3 separate regions of the Homo sapiens genome follow, and all the other regions are linked to region 1. Evidence: read pairs that join two places in POLR2A ChIA-PET (ENCODE). Cell type or tissue: MCF 10A. All regions are shown on one strand. Region 1 has its middle 53 kb from the start of LITAF. Region 2 has its middle 40 kb from the start of SNN. Region 3 overlaps SNN (stannin).

Evidence for each region. ChIA-PET counts read pairs that join two places held together with the same protein. Peaks named below come from ENCODE experiments on the same cell type or tissue, not always from the same donor. Only the 100,000 strongest peaks of a DNase experiment are listed, where the experiment ranks them.
Region 2: POLR2A ChIA-PET joins it to region 1 with 24 read pairs; 13 of 35 experiments call an interaction of 5 or more read pairs at or near these places.
Region 3: POLR2A ChIA-PET joins it to region 1 with 10 read pairs; 8 of 35 experiments call an interaction of 5 or more read pairs at or near these places.

What each region holds. Positions count from the first base shown.
Region 1 is chr16:11,533,139-11,535,638 of GRCh38, reverse strand. No RefSeq gene overlaps it. Among named protein-coding and RNA genes, the nearest start is that of LITAF, 53 kb to the left of the region's middle. In MCF 10A, no CTCF peak of the experiment used is centred here; a DNase peak (open chromatin) is centred at 1,158.
Region 2 is chr16:11,626,881-11,629,380 of GRCh38, reverse strand. It overlaps a transcript of LITAF not described here. Among named protein-coding and RNA genes, the nearest start is that of SNN, 40 kb to the left of the region's middle. RefSeq lists an enhancer at 1,763-2,297. In MCF 10A, no CTCF peak of the experiment used is centred here; a DNase peak (open chromatin) is centred at 1,150.
Region 3 is chr16:11,674,629-11,677,128 of GRCh38, reverse strand. SNN (stannin) reads right to left here. Exons shown (of 2, transcript NM_003498.6): 2 at 1-1,154. The coding sequence starts at 1,069. The coding sequence ends at 803. Among named protein-coding and RNA genes, the nearest start is that of SNN, 7.4 kb to the right of the region's middle. In MCF 10A, no CTCF peak of the experiment used is centred here; DNase peaks (open chromatin) are centred at 1,458 and 2,098.

The DNA of each region.
Region 1 (2,500 bases):
TAAGCTTCTGGATGCCAGGAAGATAATGACCAATGACTGTAGATCACCCCAGCACAGAGCAGCAGTGAGTATCTGTTGAGTGCCTGCCATGGGCGGGGCACATTCTGTTATTGAATTTCACAACGATTCTGTAAGATGAACATCCCCTCTCCATTTTACAGACAAACTGAAATTCTGACAGGTGAAGTTACCGGTCCCAGGTTCCAAGCTGGGATTCCTCAGCTAACATGTCAATCCTCCCAGAGGCATTTGTGTTTTTGTGCTTGAACTTTTTCCTTGTTTGCACTCATAAACTACATGTTTTATTTCCCGGGCGATAGGCAGCACCTATGGTCCGCCTGTGAAAGAAACATGGGTGTTTTCAAATGACACAGAGGTGGCCACCAGCTCATCCTCACCCAAGCCAGGTGTGCTGATGCTGACCCACACCCGGGAGTCCACGATGAGAAGGGGACACAGGTGGCTGCTGCTTGCAAAATTGAGTGTCACTTGCTTGGCTTGTTCCACTCCTGCTTATCAAAGCTGAATATGACCTGGTCCTAATGGAGACTGGCTCATAGGTGCCAAGCCTGTGTCTCGAGGCGTTTCCTGGCCCCCTATACGTCTGCTCCTGAAAGACAAGCTTCTTTGTCATCTTTTCTTGTTTCTTATTCATAGAGATGGGGTCTCACTGCGTTGGCCAGGCTGGTCTCAAACTCTTCATCCTCTCACCTCGGCCTCTCAAATTGCTGAGCTACCACACTCAGCCTATTTGTCTTGCTTCTGATCTGTCTTCCTGCACTAGAAAGTCAGCTCCTTGAAGGCAGGGGCTTTCATCTGTCTGATGCTGTATCCCCAGTAAACAGTGACTGGCACACAGTAGATGTTTGCATTTCAGGAGGGGCCCGAGATCACTCTCGGCCTCTATGGTTTTCTAGAAGGAATCACAGAGCTCAGAAAAGACATTGCACTCATGGCTGCTGTTGATTACAGGGAAAGAGAGTAAAATCAGTAAAGGGAAAAGGTGCATAAGGCAGGGAGGCCAGGCACAAGCTCCCAGATGTCCTCTCCCTGTGGACTCGTGGACAGTACTTATTTCTCCCAGCCATAATGTGTGGCAATGTGCACAGAGCATTGCCAACCAAGGAAGCTCACCAGAGCCTTGTGTGCAATGTTTTTATTGGCAACCAGTCATGGCCAATGGCCCATAGTTGACCTCAGTCTCCAGCCCCTCCAGAGGTCATGCTGGTATCACCTGGCCCAAACCCCCCACCCTAAATCATGTCATTAGCAGAGACTGGCTGGCGTGGTTCCAGGCCCCCAGGTAAACAAAGACACTGACATTACCATCAGGCAGCACATTCCAAGGGCCTGGAGTTTCCTTCCAGGAGCAGGACAAGGTTAACTTTTTTTTTTTTTTTGAGACGGAGTCTCCCTCTGTTGCCTGGGCTAGAGTACAGTGGTGCAATCTCGGTTCTTTGCAACCTCTGCCTCCCAGGTTCAAGCAATTCTCCTGCCTCAGCCTCCGGAGCAGCTGGGATTACAGGCGCACGCCACCATGCCCGGCTAATTTTTGTATTTTTAGTAGAGACAGGGTTTCACCTTGTTGGCCAGGCTGGTCTTGAACTCGAGACCTTGGGTGTTATGCCTGCCTTCGCCTCCTAAAGTGCTGGGATTACAGGTGGGAGCCACTGTGCCCGGCCTGGGTTAATTTCTAGAAGGGGAATTGCTAGGACAGAGAAAATGTGCCTCCCCTTCCCTACCCAGCCAGCGTTTTTATGGCCACAATGTGAAGGTGTTATGAGCAATACAAAAGGGAGGATAGTCTTTGCCCTTGAAAAGATTAAATTGCTTGAGTTTCACGTACTCCAAATATGAAGTGATCTACCATTCACCTTTAACCTGCAAAACCTCAATGTGCTGTTTCCTCTTTCTTTTCCCTGAGGGCCCATGTCCTGTTTCTCCACTAGTCGCCAATTACTTCATCCAGGCTTCATGGCCTTTTCACTTAATTTTTAAAATTTCTTCTTCTTCTTTTTTTTTTTTTTTTTTTCGGATGGGGTCTTGCTCTGTCTCCAGGTTTAAGTGCTGTGGTGCGATCTCAGCTCACTGTAACCTCGGCCTCCCGGGTTCAAGCAATCCTCCTGCCTCAATCTCCCAAGTAGCGATCCGCCTGCCACAGCCTCCCAAAGTGCTGGGATTACAGGTGTGAGCCACCGCACCCAGCCTGAGTTTTGTAGCTTCAATTTGCATTTCTTTTTTAGTGGAGTGATCTTGGCTCACAGCAACCTCCATCTCCTGGGTTCAAGTGATTCTTCTGCCTCAACCTCCCGAGTAGCTGGGATTACAGGCGTGTGCCAACATACCAAGCTAATTTTTGTATTTTTAGCAGAGACGGGGTTTCACCATGTTGGCCAGGCTGGTCTCGAACTCTGGACCTCAGATGATCTGCCCTCCTCAGCCTCCAAAAGTGCTGGGGCTATAGGCGTGAGCCAATGCACCCAGCCTAATTTGAATTTTT
Region 2 (2,500 bases), 94 kb before region 1:
TCTCCTTACTCCCCTCTTCTGAGAACCCTCACTTCTAGAAAACCACATGCACCCACATCTCCATCACAGGCTCTGCTTCTACGGAACCTCAACTAGGATGAGGTCATGTCTGACTTCCCGGCTGAGTGCCTTCCCCAAAGTCCTCGGTGTCCTGCGGACAGAGGCTCCTTCCCTGCGCTCAGCCTTCTGAGCCTTCCTCATCTGATGCCTGTTAGGCTCCCTTTGCTGCTGAGGTCCTGGGTGCCATCCCAGCACTTGGTAAGAGGGGGCAAGCCTGAGTGCCGTGGCTTATGCCTGTAATCCCAGCACTTCGGAAGGGCGAGGCGGGAGGATTACTTGAGGCCAGGAGTTCAAGGCCAGCCTGGGCAACATAGTGAGATGCCAGTCTCTAAAAAAACTAAAATAGGCTGGGAGCAATGGCTCACGCCTATAATCCCAGCACTTTGGGAGGCCAAGGCGGGCAGATCACTTGAGGTCAGGAGTTCGAGACCAGCCTGGCCAATATGGCGAAACTCCATCTCTACTAAAATACAAAAATTAGCTGGGCATGGTGGTGTGCGCCTGAAATCCCAGCTACTAGGAATGCTGAGGCAGGAGGATCACTGGAACCCGGGAGATGGAGGTTGCAGTGAGCTGAGAACACGCCACTGTACTCCAGCCTGGATGACAGAGCAAGACTCAGTTTCAAAAAAAAAAAGAAAAGAAAAAATATTAGCCAGCCGTGGTGGCACACACCTGTAATCCCAGCTACTTGGAGGCTAAGGCGGGAAGATCCCTTGACCCTAGGAGTTTGAGGCTGAAGTGAGCTATGATCGTGCCACTGCACTCCAGCCCGGGCAACAGAGCAAGATCTTGACTAAAAGAAACAAAAAAATAAAAAAATAGAAAGGGTCAAGACCAACTTTGTTTTTTCCCTTTCATTGGATACTTTCGGTAAAAGCAAGATCTCCGGATGTCTCCTTGTGCTCTGAGAGCATCTACTGGGTGTTGATCTGGGTTGGGCGTTCTGCAAAGCGTTTACTTGGAACTCTAGAAAGAGTTCCCAGGACTCTTAGCTGGAAGAGAAAGGAGAGGAGACACGCAAACATGGAAAATCTGGGGCGGCCCCAAGTTTAGCGAGTTATCTGGGGCCACACCAACCTCAGGGCTGGTTGGGGCTGGGATGAGTCATGGCTGTTGGGCAGGATTACCTGCTTGAGAAACGAACCAGGTCTTATTTGGGTATTGATTCATTACCACAGAATGGGAAATATTTTTCCCTTCCTGTGAATCTTTCAAGGAGCAAATGTGTCTTTGTGTTCTGCAGGACTGTGCTTGTCTTGGGCCAATGGAGAATTACAGGCCTTGTTTTTTTTTTTTTTTTTTTTTTTTGACAGAGTCTCACTCTGTCGCTCAGGCTGGAGTGCAGTGACGCAATCTCACTGCAACCTCCGCCTCCTGGGTTCAAATGATTTTCCTGCCTCGGCCTCCCGAGTAGCTGGGACTACAGATGTGTGGTACCACGCCCGGCTAATTTTTGTATTTTTATTTATTTTTTGATATTGAGTCTTGCTCTGTTACCCAGGCTGGAGCACAGTGGCACAATCTCGGCTCACTGCAACCTCTGCCTCCCGGATGCAAGCCATTCTCCTGCGTCAGCCTCCAGAGTAGCTGGGGCTACAGGCGTGCACCACCACACCTGGCTAATTTTTGTATTTTTAGTAGAGATGGGGTTTTGCCATGTCGGCCAGGCTGGTCTCGAACTGCTGACCTCAGGTGATCTGCCCACCTCGGCCTTCCAAAATGCTGGGATTACAGGCGTGAGCCGCCACTCCCAGGCCTTGTATTTTTTTAAGTCTAATACATTAGTCAGGATGAATAGCAGAATGCTGCAAAAACCAGAATCCCACTGGAACTGGTTTATGCCATTGCAGAATGTATTGTGTCACTGGGAAGTGGGGAGGGCAAGAGCTTCAGGCCTGGCTGGATCCAGAAGCTCAGACCATGCTGTCAGGGATCTGTCTCCAACTCCAAGCCTGGCTGTTCTCTGTGTTGGCTTCATTCTCCAGTGGGCTTGCTCTACCTGCTGGCAAAGATGGTGCTGGGCAGCTCCGGGTTTTCATCTCACCAGCCTTGTAAAGAATTCGTCTTATTCAAGGAGCTCCAGCAAGGGTCTTGGGGTTGATTGTCATTGGCTTGGCTTGGGTCACATGCCCATTACTGGAGCAATCACTGAGGCTCAGGAGATGCTGGGTAGCCACTGGCCAGGCTTGGTCATGTGCATGACACAGCCCCTGGGGCTAGGAAGGAGGGACGCGTCTGCAGCAAAGGTAAGAGAGGCCGTCCACACCCGGGTTCCTAGGGGGATGGGATCAGACTGGAAGAAGCTTGTTTAGCCAGGCATGGTGGTGCGTGCCTGTAGTCTCAGCCACTTGGGAGGCTGCGGTGGGAGGATCACCTGAGCCCGGGAGGTAGAGGCTGCAGTGAGCCAAGATCGTGCCACTGCACTCCATCCTGAGCG
Region 3 (2,500 bases), 140 kb before region 1:
CCCAAGCGGCAAGAAACTGCTCTGCTACAAGGACGCTGGCAGCCTCCAGGACGCGTGCCCTGACTCGCCCTTCACTGGCTCCCAGGCAGGTCCGGTAGCTTCCCTGCAGTAACTCCACTCTCAACAGAACTGCTATTTAACAAGTGAGTCTATGCAGAAAGAACGGAGGGGTGCGGGGGGTGTGGTTTTTCTTCCACCCATGACTAATGAAGCAGAGATCACCCAAGCACCCCAACTGGTCAGCCTCAAGACCCCAAATTGGCATCTCACTTCCTTGACATACACGCAGATGGACACACATGAGAGACCCCTGCCGAGTGTGGCGTGGGCCTTTACAAGCCTATGACCCTCCAGGGTCTTGACTCAGCTTGTCATTAGTACAGCCAGAATACCAGTCCCGTGTGCGCTAGATGATATTTTTAAAAATCAGCAAAAGGGCTTAAGCACGTGCTTCCAGGGGCCTATTTACAGTTCACAGGTTTGTTAGTTCACGCATTACAGTAGTAGCTCCATCAAAAACAGGCTCAGCTAGACATTCAAGTAACAAAAGCGCTACAGGGCCATGAGCCCCAGCAAGGTCAGGCCTGCCCAGTGCCTGCAATGGGCAGCCTCACCTGGAGGCCGAGGGGAAGCCCAGGACAGCCAGGTCCCCGGGCATCAGTGCATGCGATGACGAAGCCCGCAGAGGCCATGCCAGCAAGTGTCAGCCCTTCCTCTCAGACAGCAGCGCATCCGTATGGTTTTGCCCCTCCCAGCGCCTCTTGGCCGGCTGCAAACAGGACCAGGAGCCTTGCATCCTGGCTCAGCCGTGGACTTCCGGGCCGTTGGGAGTCATCAGCTTGGCCTTTCTCTCCACGCACGGTCCCTTGGCCGAATACTGCACCAGCAGGAAGGGTTCCTTGGTCTCCCCATCCCCCACGATGCTCTCCTCGTCCTCTGACTGGCTGATGCGCTGCAGCCGCAGGTAGCACCAGCAGCCCAGGATCAAGGCCCCCAGGGCCGCGATGGCAATGAGGATGACGATGACTGTGACCACGCCCGTGGTGGGGCTGTGGTCCATAATAGACATGGTCAGTGCTGGGGGCTTCCTCGGCTGGCAGCACTTTGGGGGTGGCCACTCAGTGAGGCTGGAACTCAGGCTGGACACGGGAGTCCTGAAAGACAAAGCAGGTTGACGAGCTGCGGTTAGCACTTCCACGGGGTCTATTTTTAATCGTTCTCAGACCTGCCCATCCCACCCTCACCCTGACAAAAAGCATGCTGGCCGGCGTTCGAAGGCGTCTGCTCACCCACGCTCACCCAGCTCCTGTTCATGACCTTTGAAACCCCGAGTGCTGCTGTACCAGGCAGGTGAGTCACCCTCGCTGGCGGCAGAGCCGGGAACACTGCGACAGCGACAGCTGCAGCAAAGGATGCCAGAGGGCCAGACATGGTTCTGGTTCTTCAGCTGAAGGTGTGCCTTCGGGAAGCCCAGCCCCAACTCAGTGTTCATGACCACTCAGGGACTGAGGGCAACTGGGGCCTCCTAATGGCCAGAGATGGGGGTTTGAAAGCAGATAAATGGCCAGGTGCAGTGACTCATGCCTGTAATTCCAGCACTTTGGAAGGCTGAGGCCGGCAGATCACTTGAGCCCAGGAGTTTGAGACCAGCCTGGCCAACATAGTGAAACCTCGTATCTACTAAAATACAATAATTAGCTGGGCATGGTGGCACATGCGTGTAATCCCAGTTACTTGGGAGGCTAAGGCATGAGAATTGCTTGAAGCTGGGGGGCAGAGGTTGCAGTGAGCCGAGATCTCACCACTGCGCTCTAGCCCTCCAGCCTGGGCGACAGGAGCAAGAGTCTCTTCAAAAAAAAAAAAAAAAAAAGAAAAAAAAAAGAAAAAGAAATGACAATGACATCAGTCCCTCTCCCAAACAGACATCATATACAGAACAGGCAGGTCCTTTGGGGACACCTGTGAGAGGGTGTACTGGACAACAGCCTTTGTCACCAGGCACTGCATCGGGCCTGGGAAGACCCCTGGAACGCGGCACACCATCTGAGAAGGAAGCTGGGCGGTAGAGTCCCTTGTGTGGTTTGGACGGAGGCCAACCAAGGAAGCAACAGGGTAGAGTGTCCCGGGAGATGGAGACAGGCACTTGGGAAAGCTTCGGGGAGGCAGGGAGGGTGAGACAGAGGCTCCCTCCCTGATGGTGCTTAGCATCTAATGCAGGCGCCAGACTGTAACTGGTTAGTACCCCAAATGCCGGTCACTCACAATACAGGGTGCCATTGTCAGGAACACAGCAACCAGGTGCCAAGATGCTAACCTGGGTGGGCAGGTGGGAGGCAGGGAGGCGGTGCTGATGGGGAATAGTGTTCCTGGCAGGGGGCACGGTGAGGGCTAAGGCTCTGAAGGCAGAGAGGGTCCCCCTGGCAAGTGCCAGGAGTCGGGGCACCAGCTGATTTGGGTGGGAGCGGGGATGAGGCCCCTCCCAGGCCAGGCCAAGCCTGTG